Regions from separate parts of the Homo sapiens genome. Here region 1 is linked to region 2. The links are chromatin contacts, found by Hi-C in ENCODE. All regions are on one chromosome and are shown on one strand. Each heading gives the region's core, a stretch centred on a gene start or an enhancer-like site at or near the end of the contact. The rest is flanking DNA. Distances are from core to core; before and after follow the strand shown. Region 1 overlaps SLC12A8 (solute carrier family 12 member 8). Region 2 overlaps ITGB5 (integrin subunit beta 5).

Region 1 (6,567 bases), core at 2,098-4,597, 370 kb after region 2:
ATAGCAAAAGGAGTCAACCTAAGTGTCCATCAACAGATGAATGAATAAAGAAAATGTGGTAAATGTATACAATGGAAAACTATTTAGCCATAAAAATGAATGAAATCCTGTCATGTGCAGCAACGTGGATGGAACTGGAGGTCATTAGGTTAAGTGAAATTAACCAGGAACAGAAAGACAGATATCACATGTTCTTATCCATATGTGGGAGCTAAAACAGTTGACTTCATTGAGCTAAATAGTAGAATGATGGTTATCAGAGGGTGGGAAGGGGATTGGGGGGATGAAGAGAGGTTGGTTAATGGGTATAACTGCATAGTTAGATAAAAAGAGTAAGTTCTAGTGTTCTATAGCAAAGAAGGGTAACTATAGTCAACAATAACTTATTGTATATTTCAAAATAGCTAGAGGAGAAGATTTGAAATGCTCCTAAGACAAAGAAATGATAAATATTTGAGGTGATGGATACCCCAATTACCCTGATTTGATCATTACACATTGTATATATGTACCAAAATATCATATGTACCCCCATAAATACGTATAATTATTATATATCAACTTAAAAATGTTTTAAAATCTTGCTGGCCTAGGAAAGACTGACCCTCTCAGACCTAGTCAATTCTCAGAGAGAGCAAAAGGCTTAGCCATGAACACAGCTTTCTTAAGCAAAACAACCAATGCTGAGTCTATACCACCAAAGACCACCTCCTCATCTAACTCACACACCAAGCCAAGATTTCTCCTGACCCCAATCATCCCAGAGCCAGACACCCGGCAACCAGAGGCCACCCCTATAACCCAGAGCCCACTAGAATTGTTCAAACTGCCAGTCCTAAGCTGTCCACCGTGCCCTGCCTTTCCTCTCCTGCAGAAACCCCAATAAACCCTCACTCCTGTCTTCAGCCCCCTGAGCATCCCTGGTGCTTCCCTGTGACCCTGCGTGGCATAGTGTATTCTCTCTTCTCAAGCAAGGTAAGTAACAGAAATCTTTCAGTGGCATCGACCTCTGCATGTTCTCACCTCTGTAAGTTAAAATACGGCGGGTACAAATGAGTCACAGAACCCTGCCTAACTCATTTCAGTGAAGAACACTTTCACTCCAGTTTCTAGGTGGGACACTTTTATCCAGAAAATGTCCCCACTCTATTTTTTACAAATATGCAGCATTTGGGGCCCAGTTGTCATTTTCAGGCAAAGTAACCAACAGGTCTTTAAAGTGGAAAGGGGGAAAGACAGAGGAGAAAGAGGAAAGGATGTCAGTGTGCATATGAAATGCTTCCGCCGCATCTCAATCCTGAGAACAGGATCTGCTGTTACTTCTCTCCAGCTCCAGGAGCATAAGCCTCTTGTCTTCTGCTGCCTTTAAAGTTGCTTCCGTCCATTGACCAGAGGTGGTTTTATGGTGAAGCTAACAGCTTAAGCCTTAGGACGCATCATTTGGCATTTGGTCCCTTCCAAAGATTATGCCAAATTTTCTATTTGCAATTTGTATCCTTTTTACTAGAGAGTCCATAAAAATGGTATAAGCTTCATGCCCTACAAGACCTGGGATAGTGAGGGGGTCATGGCTCTAGGAATCCCAGAATTGAGCCCTGCTCTTCCACCCAACCATTTGGGCCCCAGTGTCCTCATCTTAAAAAGAGGGGCTTCAAGAGATATAAATATGCTTAAAGAAAAAAAAGAGGGGCTAACAAGACTGTCTTGTCTGAAGTTCCCTTTTCCTTCCTCCTCAGCTGCATTCATTTTTCTACATCTACTAATAAAGCAATATGCTATTGCCTGGCACATGGCTGCTGAGGCTCACATAGCTTTTTAAAGATGCTAAAACAGCCCTGAAAAATGCATAGTAAAAATAAAAGTCAGTTCTTAACCATACACTGGCTAATGAGCACTCAGAAAATATGAGCCAAGCTTTTGCAATGAAGCCTGACACCCATACTCAAAATTGGATATGTCAGGGTCAACTCAGGGCTGTGTTCTGGGGCCAGTAGCCTTGCTTCTAACCTGGTTCTGCCTTCTAACCTTGCTCTGGGCAAGTCACTCAATATTTACGTCCTCCTGGACCCACTATTGCTGGAACTCAAGTCTCTGGGCTTGCTTCTTGACACGACAAGCAAATGGACTAGGCCAGAAGATCTCTGAGGACTCCTCCATGTCTTGATTGTTTGGTTCTATTTCTATCTACCTCTCTTGCCAGTGCCACTTCTCTATTCACCATTGCCCCAAAACTTGACCAGGCTCTATCTTACCACACCAAGCTAACTCAGGTAAGCCATCTAATTGAAGAGGAAAAGACAGAGAAAAAGTGTGTATTAGTCCGTACGTGCATTGCTATAAAGAAATACTTGAGACTGGGTAATTTATAAAGAAAAGAGGTTTAATTGGCTTATGGTTCCACAGGCTGTACGGGAAGCATAGCAGCTTCTGCTTCCAGGGAGGCCTCAGGAAACTTTCAATCATGGTGGAAGGCAAAGGCGAGGCAGGCATCTTATGTCACCAGAGCAGGAGCAAGAGGTCCTGGGAGGTGCTGCACACTTTTAAACAACCAGATTTCATGAGAACTCACTCACTCACTATCAGAACAGCATCGAGGGAATGGTGCTAAACCATTGGTGAGAAACCACCCCCAGGATGGAATCATCTCCCACCAGGCCCTACCTCCAACACTGGGAATTACAATTAAACATAAGATTTGGTGGGGACACAGATACAAACCATGAGAGAGCAAGAGAGGAGAGGACACAGAAGGGAAAGAGCTGGGACGCTGTACAAGAAGACGGAGCAGAGTCAGAACCCAGGCAGGTCTCAGCGACCTGGAAACTCCTCCTCCTGTGCTTGGGCCAGTCACAATGGTTCTGACGGGGAGCCTGCTCCCACGGCCTGCAGCGGGTTTTTTCTAGAATAATTAGCCAGACTTTGGCCTGCAGACCTCCTAGAAAAGGGTCCACATGGACCCACTAGTGCTACACTTCAAGTCTCTGTGGTAGAGCAGAATGCAGAAAAGCATGAATCCAGTGTACTAGTTATATTGGTTTTTGGTGACTTATTCTCAGGCCAGCTTCCCTTTTAAGTTCCTGTTGAGACCCTCCAACCCTGAGAGAAGAAAGACAAAAGCCTCAGGCTAGCTGGAGGCACTTCTTATTCCATAAGAACTAGGAGATTGCTGTTGGTTTTGTACTTGTTTTAGTATATCCAGCAGGAACTGGGGATCCTGGCAAGAACTGTCATTCAATAAACACCTGGTAAATGAAACCGAGTTTTCTCCCTATTCCCAACGCTAAGAGCATGAGATTCTGCAGGACTTCAGACCTCCACACAGCTTGTCAGCTTGCCATCTGTTTTTGTCTCAGGCTACCTGCTTTCTCCTGCCAACGCAGTCTTCCTGAAACACCCAGATCGTCACAGTCCTGTCTGTCCAGTACCTGGCACAGACAAGCACCCAATCATGGCTCATTAGCCTTCTGTTCACCTCCCTCTGCACTGGCTGTTTCTTTCTTAGTTTTCAAGCCCCAAGTTTCACAGCCTACTCCGCTGGGCTTCTGTGTGCGATCGGCTTCATCCAATCATCAAATGAGCATTTTACTTAGTGCTTGTCATGAGAGAGGCACTGGCCCAGACCCTTCCACATATGGCATCTCCTTTAATCTCATAAAAACCCTGAGAATCAGGTCCACTCACCCCATCACATAGTTGTGGAAATAGACTGGGAGCCTGTGGGTAACTTGCCCAAGGGCCCAGCCTATCCAGCAGCACAGTCAGAATGGGAAACCCAGAACCCAGGTTTGAGTCTACCACCAGAGCACACAAAGTGCCTCCAGACAGAGGCCCCTGGAACAAGGCTTGGCCTGCCAGAAGTTCGGTGGGTCTCCAAACACACACTCACATTCCCAAACCACTCCAGACTCACCCAGGCCTAGAAAGCACACATCATCCTCAATAGACTGCCCACCCAGCAGGTTGTCTGGAACAATGTCCCACATTCTGGTGTTGGCCCAAGGTATGATTTTGGGTTTGAGACTCCTGCCTTATGTCTTCTGCCTGACTCAGCTGTGCTGAGTCATGCATTGATTTGCCAATGGATCCTTCTGCTCATTTATACCACTACCCCCTGGATTAAATACATACTCCCCTTAGTTTAATTATTAGCCATTTATATAATATAAGCTGAATGCTGACCAGGAACCAAGCACTATACCAAATATTTACACAAATTATCTCTTTTAATTGTCTTCATTCTCTATGGTAGTTTCAATCACTGGGCAGTCATTTTGTAGGTGAGGAAACGGAGGCTTAGTGAGGTTACGAAACTTGTTCAAGGTCACAAAGTATTAGAGCCAGGACTTGACCCAGGCAGCACATGCACCCTCGACCACCACACCATTAACACTCAGATCTACAGCTCCTTCCCAGCTGGTTCACTTATTACTGACCAATCTACACACACACACACACACACACACACACACACACACACACACACAGAGAGAGAGAGAGAGAGAGAGAGAGAGAGAGAGCTACCCTATCTGGTCCTAAAATGATTAAAGCCAAACCAAGAGTCCATTCATTCACCCTCCACCTAACTTCCAAGTGTCCCCACCCTTGCCAAACTTCCTGTGAGCCACTTTCTAATCACCGTGACCAAGAGAAGAGCAGGTCAAGACTGAAGGTGGCATGACACCCACTAGCCTGTCTTCCCACTGGGCACTGCCTCCTAATCTTGTGTTCTGCAGGCCCCAAAGCTCCTAGCAGAATTTCTGATCCCCAAGACTGGAATAAAATTGTTCAAAGGTTCCCAGGAAATTTCTTGAGGGCTAGCCACTCCTAGAGTTCAGCTTCCAGCATTTTAGCCACCTAACTTACTCTCTGTTCCCACGCAGAGGTCCTTAATTTGCCATCTGGGTGGCTTTGCTTATACCATTTGGAGCAGGAGGCACATAGCAAAAAGGATGAAAGCTTGGGACTTGGCATCAAACATGCCTGGCTTTACAGTGCTACAGTTATTCTTGTGTCAAACCAAAATAATCATATCAACTTCAGAATGTTGTAGTGGAGATAAATGAGGTAATGCATATTAAGTGCTCAGTATACAGTAAGTGCCCACTAATTGGTAGCTATTATCATTTTCTCACCCTCCCACCTGGAATATGCTTCCCAAGTCCACCATATGTTCCACTTCCACCATTACTTTAAGACTTAATGCAAATGGCAACTCACCCAATTCCTAGCCAGGTAAGTTCAGTTCAGTAGAACCAACACTGATGGGGCAACTTCTATACACAACACACCATGCCAGGTATTGGGGATACAAAAATAAATAAGACATGCCCCTGAATTTAAGTTCACAGCTTTAAGGGAGACAGAAAAGAAGCAGCTCATTTCAATGCTACATGGTAAGTGCAGTGACACAGGATGCTGTGGAACAGAAGGGGTGAGTTAACCATCACGGAGGGCCCTGGCGGCCAAGATGAGGAGTCTGAGCTGAATTCTGAAGGCAGTGAGAAGCTATTGAAGGAATTTAAGCAGAGGGGTCAAATGCACAGATCTATGCTTCATAAAAGCATCACTTTAGTAGCAATGTGGAAAAAGAACTTAGGAGAGTATGAATCATCCAATCAAGAAATGGTACCTTAACAAGACAGTGCAGGGGAGGGAGAGAGAAAGAAAGGATGGATTTCTAAATCATGAACACCAAAGGCCTTAAAATTGGGCATTGGGCCATGTCCAATCCTTCGATGTTTAGCTATTAAGGGAGAAGGAGGCAACACAGAGGTCATTGTATCCATCACATTTTAGAAATCAACTCTCTCTTAGGGCACTTATGACAATTTAACTTGCATTGTGGTTTTCTGTTGTTTGTTCATGTGATCAATCAACTAAAATTTACTGTCCACTTAAATACCAATTTAAATACTTAAATACCACTTAAATACTTGGGTGAAGGTTTCAGTGACAAATTGTTGATAAGAAGCATCAGCAAAGATCAAGGGAAAGATATAAGCTCTGGGGAATGGTGTGGTTCAGCTGGAAGGTGTGGCAGGAAGAAGAAGATGTGGGGAACTCGACTTGAGACTCAGGTGGGGTCAGACTGTATAGGGCTGAGGCTGAAGAGTTTGAGCCCTGAGTGGTGCACATGAGGAGACACTGAAGGTTTTAAACAGGGGAGAGAGGAACAGATGCCATCACAGGGGAGATCTCAGAATGTCTTATTTGTCTCTCCTTTGGGAATTCCTGGGCCTCACATTTTCTGTCTGGGTTTCTTGTTCATTGTTGATTCTCTCCCCTCTGATGGGGCTTGTCCCCCTGTTACAAGGCTGGGAAACCCTCCTGCCACTCTCTAGAAGCAGGAAAGAAACCCAAGGGATGGTGAAAACTTCATGTTGAGTGATCATGGATGGCAAAGACCCTGGGTGCACATAGTTTCTGGATAAACACTTTAGTATGGTTTATTATTATTATTATTTCTTAAGGGATCAGCTCTCCATTTCTGGGTAGAGCCACTTCAATTCCATATCTACAGAATGCATGTAACTAATGATCAGCAGGGAGAAGATAAAGAAAAAAGAA
Region 2 (6,470 bases), core at 1,306-3,805:
AGAGACCAAAACAGTAGAAGGATTCAGAAGTGCACATGAAACCACTGCCGTCTGCCACATAGAAAGCCAAGGGGAAGCTGCGCCACACCTGTCTGACAACAACCCTACAGGGCAGAGGGTCTGCACACCTGCATGCGCAATGCCCAGAGAAATCCAATACTTTAATGGTGCTTCCCCAAAGACACGGCAGCACAGGAAGAGCAGGCAGCCTGGCGCTGGATCAAGCCCCGGAAACCTGTGGTGCGATCTGCTAGCAGAAGCAGCTCACACATGCTGAGACAGACAACGCAGACAGCTGGGAAGCAGAACATGTGGCGGGTCCCTCTCTTCAGGTGGTGCAGAGGTTTGAGGAGTGGGGGGATGCCTTCCTTGAGGAAAGAAAGGCAATTTCCTGTATTTCTCAACTCATGCTTGGAAAAGTGACACAAGTCTGAGGTCTAAAAGAAATCAGGCAATAAGTCAAAAGAAAGCGAGTCAATTCTGCAGGAACTGGGAGCTGGGAGGGAGCAAGAGGAAACCCTGACAAAGTTGTGCCTGACTCTGGGACTGGGGAATTTTCCACATTTTACAGGTGTCTGCAGCAGCCTCTACTGGGTCTGAGGCTTAAGCCTGAGCCAGAAGAGACAAAAAAGCAAAATCAAAGGCCTTGAGCAAAGGAGACAGGGCTGTGACCAAGTCCTCTGCGAGAAGTGGCACTGGCTGGCACAGATGGAAGGCAACCTGGAGCACCTCCCTCCAGTCCCATGCCTCCCTGCATCTCCCAGATGTGCTCTCTGAGGCCTGGAGAAGTCAACTGGCTTCCATGGAGGCAGCCGATAACAGAAGAGGCAGAGCTTGAGTAAGGAAAACATGACTCTAAATTCAGTGCCTTCCTAGGTTTGGAATGTATTATTAAAAAAAAAAAAATTCAACAGGCTGTGTGCAGTGGCTCACACCTATAATCCCAGCATTTTGGGAGGCTGAGGTGGGCAGATCACTTGAGCCCAGAAGTTCAAGACCAGCCTGGCCAACATGGACAAACCATGTCTTTACTAAAAATACAAAAAAATTAGCTGGGCAAGGTTGCAGTGAGCCATGATAACACCACAGCACTCCAGCCTGGGCGATAGAATGAGATCTCCTTTCAAAAAAAAAAGAAAAAGAAAAAAAAATTGTTTTAAATAAATAAATGCAGTGCCCCTTACTCAATAGTGCATTATTGTTACTTCCCAGAGCACACAGTCACTGAGTAATAAAAAGGGCACAGAATTTCAAATCAACAGAACTGGTTCACATTCTGGTTCTACTCCTTACTAAATGCAATTAGTCCCTGTGATACTCAGTTTCCACCCCTGTAAAATGGGAACAACCCTTATCAGAGTCCTACCAATATACTGTAGGATTCTGGTAAGGATCCTCCAACAAGAATCACGGCTCCTCTGAGGCTGTGGTCTTCATTTTAGATAAGATATTCTGGCCAGGGAAGAATAAAGGTCTCAATTCCTGCCAAAAAAATTTTATTCAATACATAAATTTACCTTGTTTGCTTTAAGACTTACTCATCCAACTATTTTTGAGAGGAAATAAATGCTTTAAAAATTGAACACAGGCAAAATTAAAAGAATCAGGATTAAAACAGAAACTCTGTCTAAAGAATACAAAGGATAAGTGCCAGGGCTCTAGCAGTGGAGACAAACAGGGAAACGCATTGGGTTGCACTGATTTATTTTCTGGCTGACGAAAAAAAGCAGCACATAGAATACTGTGCAGCCAGCATGTACCCAGCCAAGCTCAAATGTACAAGTAACTTCTTTAACCTGAGAGCCATGAAGAAGAGCAAAGTGATAACTGACAACTTGGGACCCAGAGCTTCCAGGCAACTGCTCACCCTCTGTCCTCCCTAGGCCAAGGGCGTGCCCTGTTTTGAGAGAAGAGGAAAGCAGCCATATTTCCAGTCTGAACCACACATCACACTTCCGCCTGCACAATTTCAGAACAAACAACTTAGAGTCAACTTCTAGAAGGTCCTGGCAGAGAAACCATTATTCTGACCATAAAAAAGTATAAACAGGTTCAATCATAGGCTCTGGGTAAAGATAAGAAATTACAGGCAGTGGCATTCTCCAACTCCAACCCAGCCAGGAACAGTGCATTAGAAAAAATGCCCGCCTTGACGACAGAAGCATCCCTTAGCTGTGGATGCTGTTAGATGGCCTCTCACAGCAATGTGACCTGCAGGGGATAAATAAAGCAACTCAAAACCTCCATTCATAGAAACAGGGTCCTTATCATAAATGGAATGAATCCTAAATAGAAACAGGTAGTTTCCTTCTTTTTGCAAAGAACATCTTTCAAGAGCAGGCCACAGAGGTGGATTTAAAGTCAGACATGTGAATATTCCATACCCCTAAATCCCACAAGTTGATAACTAACAGTCCATTCAGGGAAACAAGAATGAGAATAAAACCAGAGTGAGAATAAAACCAGGACAAAGAGCTCCCTGTGGCGCTGGGAGATAGGCCTGTTATCAGCTCCATCTCCAGGGCACAGGGTCAGGGGAAGTAGAGCGTGCAGCGCTGCCGGGGAATTGCCTGGCCAACTCCAGCCCCTATGACGCACAGAGCCAACTGCACAAGATTCCAGGCCTTCTCCCTCTGTTCCACTGTTTGCAGGATTCAGTGGAAGGGCCTTTAATCTGGCCAGATCAGGAGGAGACACAGCATTCAGTAAACAAAGTAAGGGATACTTAGGACTTACAAATGATAGCCAAGATCTGCTTCAAATATGGGTGTGGTTGGGAATACAAATGCAACAAGACTGGTCATGAGTTAGTAATCATTAAAGACGAACAATGAGTACATGGGGTTTCATTTCACTATTCTTTATTCTGAAACTGTTCCAGAATAAAAAAAAAAAAAAAGAAATCATACTTATTCACTGTGGAAATTTAGGTAAATATTAAACAAAAAGCCAAAGAAGAAAATAAGCCTATCACCTATCAGAAAAATATAATCTTGTCACCTGAGACAACCACTGTTACCATTTTGTTCCATTTCCAATCTTTTCCACATTTTTTCTTTCTTTTGTTTGCAAAACAGAAGTATACTGTCCATATTGTTTTATAACCTGCTTCCCATGCCAATCTTAATTTATCTTACATATTATTCTGGAAATTCTTAAAACATAAAACATTGGGTTGTATCTTCCCTAAGGACAATTTTTCCTAGAAGAGGGAGCCAAGAGAGAGCAAAGTTACTATTAAAGCCATCTGATACTAATACCTTACATATTATTCAAGTCATTAAAATTTTTTTTTTTTTGAGACAGAGTCTTGCTCTGTTGCCCAGGCTGGAGTGCAGTGGCATGATCTCGGTTCACTGAAAGCTCCGCCTCCGGGGTTCACACCATTCTCCTGCCTCAGCCTCCCGAGTAGCTGGGACTACAGGCGCCTGCCACCACGCCCGGCTAATTTTTTGTATTTTTAGTAGAGACGGGGTTTCACCGCGTTAGCCAGGATGGTCTCGATCTCCTGACCTCATGATCTGCCCGCCTCAGCCTCTCAAAGTGCTAGGATTACAGGCGTGAGCCACCGCGCCCAGCCTCAAGTCATTAAATATTTTAAGTAGTATGACTGTTGCGTAGTCTTTCATCCAAAAGTAGTCCATAAACTACTTCCAATTTTTTGTCACCATAAGGCTGTGGTGAGCCAGGAAGGATGACATGTTTTATAAGTAGGTGATGTCAAGTGAGAAATAAATTGCTTAGTATGCACCTGAACATAAACTGACAGCACAATGGAAAAGAAAAGGCAAAGAGAGATGCTGGAGGCACATTGGCTGCATAATTCTGAGCAATCATTAACTTTCCAGGTATTCCCTTTTGCAAAGGTCGTGGTGAGGAATAAAGAGCAAATTTCAACAGGTATAAGCCTGAAACTTGCTCACAAAGTGCCTCTCCGTCAACAATAATTCACCAGGTCCAGACAATGAACTGAGAAAATCTGCTAGCATCGCCTCTGAAATGCTTGAGTCTTGAAATACTGTGTTTTCAAAGGGTTGAAGATTTCATCCATCAGGGATGGCACAGGAAGGTTCCATAGACATAGACTGGATCAAATGGCTTCTCAAAGACCACTGTGGTCCAAGTGATCAATCATGCCCTTTCAATTCATCTAATTGAATAAAATATACTCAGACACTGCTTAGGCCTGTAATTGGGTTCTTTCTCCAGAGAAAGATGAATTTCTCTCTCCAAAAAAAGAAAATCCATAAAATCCTCAAGGTGGGGAGATGAGGGGGATCCTATGTCTTCTCTGCACTATTTTTTTCCCTACCAAGAAGCAGAATTTGGCTGAATGTCTGTGGAGAAAACGCCTCCTATAGTCAATATCTGAAAGTCAGTCAAAAATATAATTTTTCTTTCTGAATCAAATTCATAAACTATTTTGTGAAACATTTGAAAGGTTCAGGACTGAATACATTCTAACCATGTTTCCATGTGTCTCTCTCAGACTGCTAAGAGACACCAGGGACTTCTGAATCAAACAATTTGGCTCTGGCCAGTAGCTGGGAAGAGGCCACACTGCAGCCTTCCTGGATAGGAAGCCACTGCTACCTTCTTCTCCAGGAGGGGCCCACAGACTCTGTGATGGGCAGAACCACAGTGGGATCAAGAGAATGGCAGATGGCTGTTGCTGCTTTCTTTACATTTTACCTTCTCCTTATCCATTTCCTTCTGCCATTTTGGTTTTTTATTTCAGAAAGGACAACTGGGGTTTTCTTCCCATCTTGTCAAGGATTGAGTGGAGAGGAAACAGGAGTCTGTGTGACACACCAGATTCAGGCTCTGAGGTCAGAAACTGTGTAAGTGAGCAATTAAGTGCTTATCACTTAATAAGTGAATAGCAGCTGCCATATGCAGGCTCTCTAGACTGAGTTCTAGCCTCTGACCCTGCCCTCACCAAATGGAAGAGTCCCCACCTATTGAGGAATCTGCCTGAATTTTCAAGAAAGTATTACCAATTATTCACACTCTATTGATGACCACTTTGAAAAAATATGAAATGTATGCACAAAGACTAAGAAGAGACTCACAGATTTTTAAAGTATGTGTTATGATAGTGAATTTAAGAGTGTTTTTTTTTTGTTATTGTTATTGGGTTGTTTCAACAGTAGAAAATTATTTTAAGACTATGTTATCACCAACATTCCATTTATATATTTTGCTAAGATTGGAACCTCTCGAAGCATGAGTTCATTTCTGATCTAAGTCTAGGCCCTCCCTCTGGATTCATATATCACAGAGAAGCAGGAGGAAAACAACTAGAATTGCAACCAAAGATGCCACACAATTCTTTTTCTTTCTTTTTTTTTTTTTTAAATTTGAGACAGAGTCTCACACTGTCGCCCAGGCTGGAGTGCAGTGGCACAATCTCCACTCACTGCAACCTCCGCCTCCTGGTTCAAGCGATTCTCCTGCCTCAGCCTCCCGAGTAGCTGGGATTACAGGCACCCGTCACCATGCCCGGCTAATTTTTTTGTATTTTCAGTAGAGACAGGGTTTCACTATGTTGGCCAGGCTGGCCTTGAACTCCTGACCTCGTGATCCACCTGCCTCGGCCTCCCAAAGTGCTGGGATTACAGGCGTGAGCCACCACGCCCGGCCTCACACAATTCTTTTTCAACTGGGTTTCCCAAGAGAGCAATCTCTAAGGTTTGCCAAAATTGGTCCAGAAAGCTCTACAAGCTTCTATGCCTATGACTTGACCTTTACTTTTTTCCCCTGAAAATAAACCAAAAAGCCAATGTATAAATGCAGACAGCTGTCTTCTAGCAGACAGTACTCCATTGCACACAACCACACCCTGACACAGAGACACAGACCAGCCCAATCCATTCCCGAGCTCCGGCTGATTTGACTGCTGTAGATTTCCCAGAAGTTCCACTGAGCTCACCCTCTGACTTCAGAGTGGTCAGGAGCCACATGCTGGGGCACTCAAAGACTCCTGCAGGAAGTACCAACACCCACTGACGCTCTCTACCTTGACCTCCCCATGCAGGGACAGGACCAGAAAGGAAAGTTACCTTGCAGACGGCTGCCTGGAGTACTGCATCAAAGCCCCCCTCAGGGGCATCTCGGTTCCGGGACACCCTCTGTTTCCGAACTTCCTCATTGAAGCTGTCCACTCTGTCTGTGAGAGGCAGCAGATGGCGGAACCCAAAGGAGGGGACGCAATTTGGAAACAACTTGTAACTAGAGAGGAAGAAGAGAAGAGTCACTTTTCCATCATTGTCTGTAAATCTTAACCAAGTGTTCTGAGCATTCACTGAGTGCCTTGAGAGGCACCAATAACTATTTACCCAGCACCTACCACATGCCCCAGGACAGGCACAGCAGAGAGAGCAAAGATAAATAACATAGTTCCTGTTCTCCAAACATCAGCCCTAAACTGCAGGCAAGGCAGTATATGCCAAGTTATAAATGAATGGTAT

Evidence for each region. A loop is a pair of places that touch in the nucleus more often than their neighbours do. Pooled maps may share reads with other maps.
Region 1: a map with no recorded cell type shows a loop between it and region 2 (1.9-fold over the local background). The contact joins two enhancer-like sites. A Hi-C loop is called at or near these places in 6 of 37 single-sample maps with no recorded cell type and 4 of 50 pooled maps.

What each region holds. Positions count from the first base shown.
Region 1 is chr3:125,204,309-125,210,875 of GRCh38, forward strand. All of the region lies in intron 2 of SLC12A8 (solute carrier family 12 member 8), which reads right to left. Among named protein-coding and RNA genes, the nearest start is that of SLC12A8, 5.2 kb to the right of the region's middle. Within about 2 kb of position 3,348, at least 4 of the 41 ENCODE cell types and tissues checked have a DNase peak (open chromatin) inside an H3K27ac peak, as active enhancers do.
Region 2 is chr3:124,835,321-124,841,790 of GRCh38, forward strand. ITGB5 (integrin subunit beta 5) reads right to left here. Exons shown (of 15, transcript NM_002213.5): 5 at 6,063-6,231. Among named protein-coding and RNA genes, the nearest start is that of ITGB5, 49 kb to the right of the region's middle. RefSeq lists an enhancer at 1-159 and a silencer at 122-416. Within about 2 kb of position 2,556, at least 29 of the 41 ENCODE cell types and tissues checked have a DNase peak (open chromatin) inside an H3K27ac peak, as active enhancers do.